Regions from separate parts of the Mus musculus genome. Here region 2 is linked to region 1. A link is a loop called in an ENCODE intact Hi-C map of the cell type or tissue named here. Cell type or tissue: heart. All regions are shown on one strand. Links, peaks and the distances in the headings refer to the core of each region. The heading gives the core; the rest is flanking DNA.

The links. Peaks named below come from ENCODE experiments on the same cell type or tissue, not always from the same donor. Only the 100,000 strongest peaks of a DNase experiment are listed, where the experiment ranks them.
Region 2: a loop joins it to region 1, with 4 times the contacts of the local background. A loop is called at or near these places in 2 of 42 quality-filtered maps.

Annotation. Positions count from the first base shown.
Region 1 is chr9:51,002,603-51,010,458 of GRCm38, reverse strand. It overlaps Sik2 (salt inducible kinase 2), which reads left to right and starts at 1,386. Exons shown (of 16, transcript NM_178710.3): 1 at 1,386-1,718. The coding sequence starts at 1,584. In heart, for the core only: a CTCF peak has its summit at 3,384; a DNase peak (open chromatin) is centred at 3,388; H3K4me3 peaks cover 1,546 bases; H3K27ac peaks cover 976 bases.
Region 2 is chr9:50,695,009-50,700,008 of GRCm38, reverse strand. Dixdc1 (DIX domain containing 1) reads left to right here. Exons shown (of 20, transcript NM_001374656.1): 6 at 4,426-4,538. It overlaps Gm39337 (a long non-coding RNA gene), which reads right to left and starts at 2,779. Exons shown (of 3, transcript XR_003948161.1): 1 at 2,734-2,779. Gm51674 (a long non-coding RNA gene) reads right to left here and starts at 2,138. Exons shown (of 2, transcript XR_003948160.1): 1 at 2,067-2,138. In heart, for the core only: no CTCF peak of the experiment used is centred there; DNase peaks (open chromatin) are centred at 908, 1,308 and 2,178; H3K4me3 peaks cover 2,368 bases; H3K27ac peaks cover 1,423 bases; H3K27me3 peaks cover 965 bases.

The sequences.
Region 1 (7,856 bases), core at 1,489-6,488:
AGATTTTAATGTAGGCTGGGAATGGTGACACCTGCCTTTAATCTCAGCACTCAAGAGACTGCCTAGTCTACATGGCAAGTTACAGGCTATCTAGGGCTACATAGTGAGATGATGTTTCAAAAACAAAAAAAAAAACAACAGTCCCAAAACAATAAAACACTAGGGCCTAAGAGATGGCTCATTGGCTAAAGTTACCTACAGCAACCACCCCTAGGACTCACAGAGTGGAAGGTGAGAACCAACTCCCACATCCTGTCCTCTGACTTCTTACACAAAATAAAAAGTAATGTGTGTTATAGTGTATTTCCAAAATTGTTGGTTTTTGATACTTAGATTGGCTCAGATTTGGCACTGGTGGGCCCCTTCAAGCTGGCTTCTGACATATTCTTCCTGTTGTATACAAGGAATCCCCTGGTTTACTCATATTAGATCTTTCAAGAGCATCTTATACTTGCCCCCGCTGTCATTACTCCCAAACGAGTTGCGTTTCTTTTAATGGACAATGGGTACCCAGGAACCAAGGTCTGGACACACATAATATATTTCAAGATATTAAAATGTTGTGTTTACTTAGGTCACCATATGGAAGACTGGTGTGATGGGTTATAATTAGAACTCTAGCATTACCTGTGTGACGTTGGCAACTCCCTTCATTCTGGCAGCCTGCTGCGTCATCTGGAAACAAATCGGATTAGATACTTTTTAACCGTTTACAAGTTCCCAAAGCGTTTTAGGATAATACCGGGTCACCTCTCCACAGAGACATGCTCAACTAACATGCTCAACCTACATTTCAGAGGTTCCAGACTCCGAAGCCCATTAGCAATTCCAAATTCCGGGCTTAATCATCTCTGGGGTCTCTTTAGCGCTGACATTTTTTTTTTTTTTCTGCAAGTGACCGACTGCTGTGAGTAGGAATTTAGACGTCAAAAAGTGGAGAGACTTATTTAGTACTGACAAGGGAGCTAAAATGAACACAAAGAAAAGAGGCTGTGAGCAATGCATTGCTCAGCCACGGTGCTCCTCGGGCTCCAAATTTAGCGCTGCAGTCCGCTGAAGAAGAGGTTTTGGCGGGAAGGGCTGCCCCGGCGGAGAGCGCCCGCCAGGCGACCCTCCAGGAGACTGGCCCAGTGCATCCTCCGCACGGCCCACCAGGGCTCGCTCTTGCGCTTCTGCTGGAAGGCAGGAGGAGCGGGGCGGGGCGGACGGCGACCCCGCCCCCGGCCGCGACGCCCTCCTCAGCCTTCTCAGGCCTCGCCGCGGCCGGAAGCCTCGTGCCCGCCCGACCCGCGCACCGCCCCTCCCTCCCGCCCCCGACGTCGGCGCGGCTGCGGTAGCCATGGTGACCGGTGGAGGCCCGCCCCCGCCCCCTGCCCCGGCCCCCTGACGTCGGCTCACGTCAGCGCCGGCGCGCGCCTGGCTGGGCCCTGTGGGGCGGGAGGGAAGCAGCGCCGGAGCGAGAGCCGCGGCCGTCGCCCAGAGCCCAGGCGCGCCGCCCGACGCCCTCCTGCCCGCTCCGTGCCGCTTCTTGCCGGCCAGTTCGTTCGCGTTCCCGTCGCCGTGTCCTGCAGCGGGGGCCAAGCATGGTCATGGCGGATGGCCCGAGGCACTTGCAGCGCGGGCCAGTCCGGGTGGGGTTCTACGACATCGAGGGCACGCTGGGCAAGGGCAACTTTGCCGTGGTGAAGCTGGGGCGGCACCGGATCACCAAGACGGAGGTGCGGCCCCGGGGTTCGGCGGGAGCGTGGCGCGGTTGCGCCCCGGGCGGGGGACGGCGGGCCTGGCACTGCGGGGACCGCGGGGTGCAGGTCGAGTGTGTGTGGGGTGTCCCCGGGAAGCCACACAGGCTTCCGTCCCGACTCTCCCACCCGGGAACCTGGTCTGTGGCCTCGGCTCCTGAGCACAAGTTCCGCGTCTTCCCGGCTTTCGGCTGGGGGTGGGGTGGGAGGGGAAGTCTCTGTGCTCCGGGGCCGCGCGGGGACCAACGTCGCCGGCCGGAGAAAGGGGACCAGCAGCTCCCAGGCTCGGCGGACGCGGAGCGCGGCCCGGACCAAGCCCTCCTCTTCTGCCCGGCGAGGAGGGGGTGACGCGGACCGGACTGGTGCGGACGGGCCGCTGTCCATCTTCTCTGGGCCCGCAGGGTCTCTGAAACGGTTCTTTGGCTGGCTTGATCACTTGCAGGAGGTATAGCAAATACACCAGACAATAGAGCTGGTTAAAAATGGTCATCTCAGCTCTGCACCGTTCTCTGGGGTTGTCCCTTTACCAGGTGTGCATGCTGGCTGCGAGCACGCATTCCTTAAGCCACATCAGATGGACTGTACTCAGCTCTCGACAGCGTCCTGACATTGACTCTCCAGCATCCTCCCTCCGTGCACTGTACATATTTTCTCCCCAAGTCTGCGTTCTTACCTAGCCCACCCTCTTCCTTCCATTGCCTCAAGCTGCTCTCCTCGGGGTCTCTATTTTAAGACGTGCAAATTAAATACCTTGGAAAAAAAACGATCGAAACAAAACCATTTCTTAGTCTACAACCTAGTGGTTTTGACGTACTCTATTCTGCCTTGTGATTGCCACTTGAGTTTCACCGATTTTCAGTTTCTCTCCCCAGTTTTCATCCTTTTCGGGTTTTTTTCCTACTATGTTCTTAAGAACGTTCTAATCTTTGACTATAGGACCTCCACCCCCACCCCCTGCCCAGGATGACTTACGCTTATGTAAGGTAAAGGGCATTTAAAAGCCTTACTGTTTTCTTAGCAGTTGTACTTAAAAGTTTTGCTTCATGTCCATTTCCATAAAGAAGGAGGACATGTCTAACATGTCTTCACTTTTTGTTTTGCCTCACAAATCCCTGACACACCACTTAAATCTTTCTTCTTTAGGGCATCAGTACCAAGGTCAAAATTTTTCCTTTCACAAATTTACCAGTGTTATGAATCTAGATTGCTATAATGATAAGTATATTGACATTACCAAACTTTTGCATAGCTGAATTTGACCCCAGCATTTTTGTAATGATTAAAGTGTTTCGTTTTTATAAAGAGTTATGGCCAAATGTCATACCTTTACCTCGACGTTAAATTAAAAGGAAGTATCTTAAATGGGTGTATTTATGAGTCCTTTTCAATGACTGCCAAAAATAGCACATTACAGAGAGAGTCTGAACTTTTTGGTTACATTGTTGTGTGGTTGGATAACAAATCCATCCACACGATTTTTCTTATTAGCAATAGTTAGTGGTCAGTTGTTGTCAGATAGAGTTTAGTTAAAGTTGTATCTCAGAGCTGCTTCAGTGGCGCTGATGGCAATTTATACATTCTCTTCAGGGTGACAATTCTGATGGTGTCCCTTTCAAGCTGATATTTCTTAGGAAGCGAGCTAGGGGGCACTGTGGAGTAACATTGCCTATGACTGTCAGATCAGTTATATTTGTGATTGAAGACACCTGTCAGCTCACGAAAGCTCTTGCAGTTGCTAAAGGGGGTGTGTGTAGTATATATGTATAAAATTATTTTATGTTAAAAGCTAAACGTTTAGGTGATAGATTCCACCTCACTTGTGCTTTTCTGTTTTGACAGAACATAAGGCTGAGCATTTTGTGGTAATTTTGTGATTGTTGATACTAAGGCATAGAAATGGTCTAGTAGTTGCTATACTTAAAAGTCTTTGTAGGTGTTTTAGTTTGCAAAATGGTTTTCTGAAGTTTTATAAGAAAGTTACATGAAGACTTGCTTAGTAAAATCATGGACTCAGTTTCCAATAATGTTTCAGTGAGTTTTTTTCTTTAGGAAAAACTTTTTTATTTACTAAATATCTGTATCTTTGATAAATAGAACAGTCGTGCAAACTGTAAATAAAATAGTGAAATTTTCAACTGTTTTGCATTATTTTAGATTCTCATTGTTTAACATTCCGCAGTAATTAAAATGAGAACAGTTAATAATAGTATAAAGAAAACTATTAAATGCCGTTCGGTGGTGGCGCACGCCTTTAATCCCAGTACTTGGGAGGCAGAGGCAGGCCTGGTCTACAAAGTGAGTTCCAGGACAGCGAGAGCTATAAAGAGAAACCTATCTCAAAAAACCAAAAAGAAAAAGAAAACTATTAGAAAACTATGATTATATTTAGTGCCATGGAAGTTCCTTGTGTACTTTATTTTAGCATTATGGGCTTGTGTTTTAGAACGTGGCCATCTCTTTTTTCATCAAGTTTGATCCTGAGGCAATTTTAAAATAGAGTCATTTTTAATTATATTTGTGTGTACACATGCCTCCGTGAGTGTGTGTGTGTGTGTGTGTGTGTGTGTGTTGGTCAAAGAACAACTTGCAGGATCTGGTTCTCTTTTTCGACTGTGTGGGTGCTAGGGTTCGAACTCAGGTCATCAGGGTCTGCAGCAAGTGTCTTTACTCGCTGGCTATCTTGACAGCCCCTGAGACAAATCTTAGGACTTAGTTTAAACATCTATGTGACAGATACTTTTATTTTTAATGGCTCTTTATCTTCTGTATCACTTACAAAAAAATAAGATATCTTTTTGTAGCACTTGGGAGAAGTCTGTTTCCCTTTTAGGAAAAAAATTAGTATACAAAAAAGGCATTAACTTTGGTTTAATCTATCAAATGGCTTAACACCAAGAAATGTAATTACGTCATCTGAAGCAGTATTCATGTGCTTCATCTCTGTGTAAATTTTGCACACAAAAGGGAAGGGAAGGGGGTGGTAGAATCTAGTTTCCTAATATAATACTTTATGAAATCTTTGTAAGCTGGCTTATGAATTACAGGAGCTAATTTTGTAAAATTAGCACAATGGGAAAAGAATAACACCATTTAAACTATTAAACTATTTTGGGCAGTGGTAGTTGCTAGTTTTCTGTTCTATGAATGTCCTTGAGTAGTGTTTTATTAATACTATATTAGGAAGCAATTTTTCCCTTCTAGTTAACTATATAGTTAGTTCAGGAGGTGGTTTCTTTCTTTCTTTTTTTTGTTTTTTGTTTTTTTTTTTGTTTTGTTTTGTTTTTTGTCTAAGAAAAATTCTAGGAAAATTACTTTCTACTTCTAAGTGCTCTGTTTTCTATTAAAGAATGTTTAGTATAGCAAATGTAAAGAATAAAGGAGAGCATAGCACACAGTATATAGTTCTTCCATTGTGGGAATACATTGTTCTCAACATGTCACATTGCCTTTTAGTATTCTTAATGTGTTTGTTTTCTATAAGTGGCAAGACATAGAATATATGTCTGTGCCCACACATTTTACATTTTGTTTATCATATATAACTTTTACAGTATTTTAGCAGTTTAGAATTCAACTTTGTAGATAGCCCATTTTACTTATGATTCTCTTATTGACTATTATATCATTTCCAGTTTTCAACAATTGATAGGGAACATAATTGTGTATCTAAGACTGGGTTTTAAATGTTTTGGGGAAAAGGAATTGCTGGTAATTATTAGAGAAATTACTGAGAAGGTATAATTTTTTACAATCAAGAGTTTTTACTATTTAATCTATGTTTACTATTGAAAAATCTTAAAATATGGATAAATGAAACTAATTACTTGTACCTTCAGTAGTGCACCCAGAGATAGCCATCAGTGTTTTCAGCTCCCTCTCTCTACAGATAACGGGCTTTTCCTCACTCAGTACCATACTTTTTGTGTTGCTTACCTCTATTAGTCATATGAAGACAAGTGTACAGAAACTTGGGAGAAGTTCTAAAAGTTACCTTATTAAAGTGGCCTGTAGGAATTAGGCTGCTTACTCACTTGCTTACCCCCAAGAGAACATGGACTCAGAGCAACTGTCAGAGGCTGTCTGAAAATTGTCTTTGTTCACCAGAAAGTTTTCTGTGTGTATTTTGGGAGTTGGATGTTCAAGCATGATCCTCAGTCTACCACCTTAACGTGTAGAATTTCTTAACATTTCCCAAAAACAAAGTTTAGAATTATGTTTTTATAGTAAAAGTAGAAACAAAAGAAGGGCATGTTAAGCCATGAGCATGGTATTTCTTTAAGAGGGCTTTTAAACAGTTGGTTTATATTTTGCTTTGACATCTTGCAGCTCTTTTCAGTAGCTTTGGTATTAGTCTTGTGCTGCAAAAATACTCTGGATTTTAAGACATAGCTGTACTATGTGCAATAGAAGGACCTGTTACCAAATGTCTTAACCACTAGCATGTGTAAATAGGCTTGGATGTGATCTTTTGTGTGTTGAAATAGGACTTTGATTGGTCATAGTGTGTATAGGCTTTATTAGACTGTTCTCTGGTTTCTTAGTCTTCAGGCAAGGAATTGCTAAATTGTTTTGCTAAATATTATTAAAATTACCTCTTTTATCAGGGAAGGGAAAACAAATATTCACAGTAAGAGTTATGTAAATGTTCGATTTATGTGTGTGTGTGTGTGTGTGTGTGTGAGAGAGAGAGAGAGAGAGAGAGAGAGAGAGAGAGAGGGGTGGGGAAGGGCATGTGCATGCTATAGCACTGTGGCACATATGTGGAAACAAAAGAACAATTTTGTAGATTTAGTTCTCTCTGTCAGCCTTTATATGGGTCCTGGGATTTGAACTCAGGTCACCAGGCCAGTACAAGTGCTTTTACCCACTAAGCTGGCCTAGAGTTGTGTAAATTTTTCTGATCTGCAGAAATTTTTACCTTTAACAGAGTTTAGTGTGTTCTCATTTTAAGTCCTCTAAGGAATTCTATCTTGGCACCAGGCAATTAAGAAAACATTTATTTGGAAATCATGAAACTGGCCTCCTTGGATTCACATGATGACATTTGATTTATAGTCACTGCTGATTAAAGTTTCACTTCCTTGGCATCAAATGGATCACAGAATTCCTTATGATAGCTCCCTTTCCTTTTTAATAGAACTTTTACTTGCCCTCCTACATCTGTATTTTTTAAGTGATTTCTGTAAAAGTTTTTTTTTCATTTAAAATTCATATTAAATTCTATTTTTCAAAGAATAGAAATATCCAGTTATTATATCCAGTTTTGATAGTTAAAAGAATGGAAGCAAAGAGGGATTTCATCAAAAACTCTTTGTTTAAAAAAGTTTGAAGTTCTTTAGACAGATTAAGAGATGCATCTTAGATAAATTACATTGGTGACAATCCTTTAATGTTCTCAGTTCTTCTTAAAAGTACAAAATATCCACATAGTTTGACCCCGTTACAGAAGTTAGGCCTACTCATTATAGCCATTGTGGAAAAGCTTGCAAAAGAAACTAAGCATTCATACTTCTGCTCTCAAAACTCAGGAGATGAAAACCCACAGAGCCTCCAAATTCACTTGTATTTTATATGTTTGAAATAAGATTGATATCACATATAACCTATGTTCTTGTATTTCACTTGTAACATTTCCAAGTATTAAACAAAAACACTCTCTAAAAGTGCCTGCTAAAATGATAAAGACGGACAGTACCAAGGTTGACAGAAGTGTAGGAAATTGCTGATAAATAGAAATTAAGGAAAACTTTGGGAAATAGTTTGGGAGATTTTTAAAAGCTTTAAATACGTCCCACATACAACAAGAGTCAACCTTTATCCTTTGCATTTACCTAAAAGAAATTAATGCATATGTCCATAATTGGAATGTGTCATTTGTATATAGCAGTTTTACTCATAATAAAGCAAAACTTGAAACAAACACACACACACCAAAACCACTAGGTAAGGCAGCAGTGGTTTTCAACTTTCCTAATGCTGCAACCTTTTAATACAATTCCTGAAGTTGTGGTGACCCCAATCATAAAATTATTTCTGTTTTTACTTCCTAACTGTAGTTTTGCTACTGTTATGCATCATAATGTAAATATGTGATATGCAGGACATCTGATAGGTGAC
Region 2 (5,000 bases), core at 1-5,000, 310 kb after region 1:
GGAGCTGAGAGATCAGTGTGAGGGACCCACCAGACATAGGCTGTGTTGGGTCAATGGCAACAGTTCATAGATGTGTTAAAACAGAGTACCTTTCCCTGTTTTCCTCTTTCCTGATTTTGCCGTGTTCTGTGGTATAGAGCCAGCACTCTGCCTATTTCTTTACTGATTCCTCAAGAAAAGAAGAGCTTCTAGCAGGTTCTGCCATTTGCCCACTTCCATCACCACATACTGGCCCCGTGACCCCTAAAAAACAGGAATCCTGGCGATGTTGCAGGTTTGGGTGGAGTGTAGCTGTGAATATATGGTATAGACATCCTGTAGTGTCTCAGGACACCCTCCCCTGCTGCTTCTCAGGGATGGCAAAGCTCAATCCTCCTGTTGCTCCAGTAAACAGGCCAGCCTCTCACTGTATTCAAGCAGAACAATCCTTTAGTGTGTGTGTGTGTGTGGGGGGGGGGGTGTTGTTGATAGTGTGTTGGCGGGGGCGGGGGGGGGCAGCACAGGAACCGCTAGAGGGGAAGGAAGGTGGGAGCCGCAGACAGGCCGGGGTTCTGTAGGTTTGTTGGAGGTTGGGGGAGCTCTAGTCTCCATCCTGCCAGCATCTCCCAATCCTTGGAGAGCGGGGCTGAGTTCTCCAGGTTAGGTCAGTCTTGAAACCGCGCGTTTAAGGAGGGGGGGGGGGTGTCAGAGAGGAACAGCAACGTCTACGCTGCTGAGCTTCTCCGCACCAGGACTGTCAGATCCACGAGGTTTTGCACCGCGCCGCCCATCCCCCGCCGCTTCCCGAGCTCCCATCGCCCTCAGCCCCGCCAGGTCCGGACCGCGCCCCTGGCCTCAGCCTCAGCCAGCACCCTTACCTCTCTGCCCAGAGCTGTCGGCAGCGCTTGGGTCGAAGCCCAGCGCTGCCTGGCCGCGTGTGACAGCCTGGGAGGGGGAGGAGGGGGGGGGTGCAGGGAGGGATCGGGAGGCGGCGCCGAGCGGGAGCACCGCACACCGGACTCCACTCGACGCTCAGCGGGAGCTACCGGAGCCTCTTGCCCCGAGGGAGATAGGTTAAAGATGCGGCTGTCCGGGGGGATGCTCGGAGCCGCGCGACAGCAAGGACCGAGATGCCGCTGCCAGCGACCGGCCGCCGGCGATGGGAGGCGGCTTCCGCTGGGGCTCCGCTGCTGCGGTGTCTGAGCTACCGGGACAGTACGCTTCACCCTAAGGGAGCATCCCGGTCCCTTGGACCAGGACGCCTACCCCTGCCTTTCCTACTTTCTTCGGAGACCTGGGCGAACCGTTCCGCTGGCTGGCTGATCTCTGGAACCGTTCTTCGAGCCCCAGTGCGGGGGGGACATGCCAGAATTTAGGAGTGATGTGACGCTCAGCCTCCCACCTCACCCAGGGAAGCAGGCTTGCTGAAGCCAGAGCCAGGAGGGGACCATGGGAGGGACACAAGTCAAATGGTGAGCTGAAGCCACTTTGGCTCTTGAGGTGGGGAAATGAGGGGAAGCTGGGCCAGGACAGAGGGTCGTGGTTGGTCCCCGACAAGAGATGATTGGGGGCGCTATTTTGTGAGAACAGGCTGCTGGTGTGGGATTAGCGCTACAAAATAGAGTGATTTTAGGAATTTGAGCCGACTCCACACACAGATTCAGTCTGTGTGTCTGCTAATGGAAGCACTTAGAGGGGCGACTGGACCCTTTGATTTCGTCTATTACCCATTTAAAAAATTTATGTAAGTCTAATTTAGCAATATCTTTGTTGGGGTTTGCTGGTTTAACAAATTAATATTGGTGAGATAGTAGATCAAGAAATGTATATATAGTATATATTATAGTTCTCAGGGAGGATTATGATGGTAAATAGAAATTACTTGTTTGTCAAGTAGGACTTTTAAACGAGTTAGGGAGGAGTCCAGGTCTTACAATTAATTAGCATGAAGATTCCTTCCCCAGACCTGAGGCAGAAGATTAAAAGCTCCTTCCTTTTCTAGGATGGTGCTTCTGCTCTGACACACACCTCAGGGTTTTCCTCCCTCCGAGGTCCTTGATCTTGGCCATCTAGTTTCCTAGTCTTACCTCCGTGGCCTTACCCTGGCAGTCTCATTTCAAGAAAAAGAAATGTTGTTTTCCTTTGGCTGCTCCGCCACTCCCCCGGTGGGGTTGGGTATCCAGACGCCCGCCTCCTTCTGCCCTTATATGGGAGGCAACGCTCTTGGAGAGGAGAGGTGGAACTGAGCATGCGTCTGTGCTTTTAGGAAAACCGTTTCTCAGCATCCTAGATCCCCACTACGCCCTCCCTCCGGTTTGTCTCGCATATCCCTCCTGCGGTCCAGCCAGGTGCAGGCAGTGGGGCTTGTTAGCCTAGCACCTTGTCAGCTGAGGAAGAGGAGCAGCTGACAAAGGCTTTGTGCGCCTGGATTCCCAGTTTTGTAAGTGGTAAATGCTGGGGCCTAGGCACTCATAAATCTCTCTTTATCAAGGACACAGCCCCTTTACAGCTTTTTGGCTGTGAATTCATGTTAGCCTAGAGGTCAGATTGCCTAAATAGTGGAAATAGATAAGAGATTTACAGAAAACAGTCAACATTTCTGAACACTACTTGCTGACCACCCTTGCTGGTCTCACCGGTTTGATCTATGCACCTACAGATATTTAGATAAAGCCGCTTACTTTGATCTGCAATGATGTGAAGCTTTAAATTTTTTCTTAAATGTTTTAAGAAAGAAGAGAGCAGAGTACCAACCGGGACATCTCCACTAAAGCTGGTCAGCAGTGGAGACCGGCGAGACACTGGTCCACAAATGCTGAAGTCTGGCTCCTTCCACTGCACTTGTCTTTAGTTTTTCTCCGGTTTCTGGGAAGAGGAAATGTTAACTCCTGCTTGTGGTTGTGAGGATTAGCCTGTGTGCGAGACGTCAGGGGCACATTAAGGGGGTCAGTGAGTCTTAGACACTTGACTGTTGTCTGGGTGATGGATTCGGAAAGAATTCCTAAGAGGGGGGGCAGAGCCATAGACTCCACAGCCCCTGAGATTGTGTGAGAGCTGATGTTCTCATAGTGTAGTGTGAGGAGAAAGGGCTCCCCTGACCCCTGGATCCCTTAGATAATCAGCCTCATGTTCCCATCTTGTCTTGTCCATGGGAAGAGTTAAAACTGCTTCCCGGAAAAAGCTCAACAGTTCCTCCCAAAGGTACATCAGAAGAGGAAGTATTGAAAGGTGGTGTCTCAAGATGATTTGAAACTATGAAACTGAGGCAAAGATGATGATAATTCTTCAGTCAAAGCTAATCACGTGAGCTTCCTTCCATTCAGCTGCCACGAGCAGAGTTTTCTTCATTCACCCTGTGACCCCTCCTATTTTAAAGAAAGGGGTTGTTTTTATGCGTATGATTGTTTTGCCCACGTTCTACGCCTGTGCACCACATGTGTGCCTGGTGCCTGTGGAGGTCAGAAGAGGATGTCACATCCCCTGGAACTGGAGTCACAGATGGTTTTGAGCCACTGTGTTGGTGCTGGGACTTGAACCTGGGTCCTCTGCAAGAGCAGTAGGTGCTCTTGTGCAGTAAGCTGTCTCTCCAGCCTGCACTCTTCTGTTCTGGTTCACCTGTGGATGAATCCCTGCCCTCCCCCCATCCCGGCATTGCATCCACCCCAGCAGTCTCTGCCCCAAGTCCGTCTCCTGTAGTGACTAGTGACTCCTCCTGGGGTTAGCTTAGAGATGGTCTCTGGTTGCTTGTAAGAGACTCAGATTATTGGAAATATGATTTTGATCCAGCTCCAAAAGCTGATGGAACCCTCTGAATGTGGGCCTATGAAATGATAATGGCGGATACACAAAATTCTTAAAAGATGATTTATTGCCTATTCTGGTAGCTCTCATTTTAATCAAGTATGCTTAAAGGCAGCCTTATCATAGAAAAGGCTCCTTAGGGTGTAAGAGACATGGCTCAGTGGTAAAGAGTGCTTCTTGCTTTTCTAGAGGCCCCAGTGTCAGTTCCTAATACCCATCTAGAACGGCTCACAACTTCTGAAACTCCAGGTCCAGGGAACTCAACACCTTTCTGGTTTCTACAGGCACCTGTATTCACATGCACACCCCCCTAACACTGCACACACCCCACACATTGCACATATATACACATCCCACACCTGCCACCTGTATTCATGTGCACACACCCCACCCCGACACACAGACATACTCACATATATATAATTAAAAATAAAATCTTTAAATAACATGAAAAACAAAAATACTCCCAAGGACTAGTGTTTTTTTTTTCATTTATTCATTCAACATTTATTTCATTTGTTCTAATTGTGAGCTATGTATCCTGTTAGGCATGGTGTAAATTAGATACCTCTGAGATGAACTGTGAAAACTGTCTTCTATACCTGCTCATAATGATTGCTTCTCTTCTCTTTTGTTTGATCGCAGTCTGACTTCACCCAGTCCAATCCACAGTGCTAAGAGCGAATCCATTATAACCCAGGCAGAGGAAAAGGCCGATTTCGTGATCATTCCCTCTGAAGGAATAGAGAACAGAACAGGTACTGCCGGCCTGGGTTGTTTCAGGGGAGCCTGTTAAAGCCTGAAGTCTTTAGTGCTTCTGACTGCTAAGCTTCCTGGCCATGTCTGCCTTCACTGTCTGTGCATAGAGGGTCAGCTCTAGAGAGCTCTAATGCCTTTGAGCCAATTAATGTAGTTATCTTCTTACAGAATGTCAGTCCTGGTATTGGTCTGTCAGAAAAATCTCACACCAGCCTCGAGAAGCCCTCCCTTAGCTGACTGCCTGTGAATTAGATAAATGGCATTGGGGCAGTCAGAAGCTGTGTTCGGGTAAATAGTTATTATTCCCATTCTGTGAAGATAATTTTGGTGCTTTGCTGATTTAGGTTGGTGCCAGAAGTACATAGTTTGAACCAAAATGTCCATAAACATGCAACAGAGAACAGGGGTGCACATCTGTACTCTCAGTACTCAGGAGATGGAGACTGGTGGGTCACAAATTT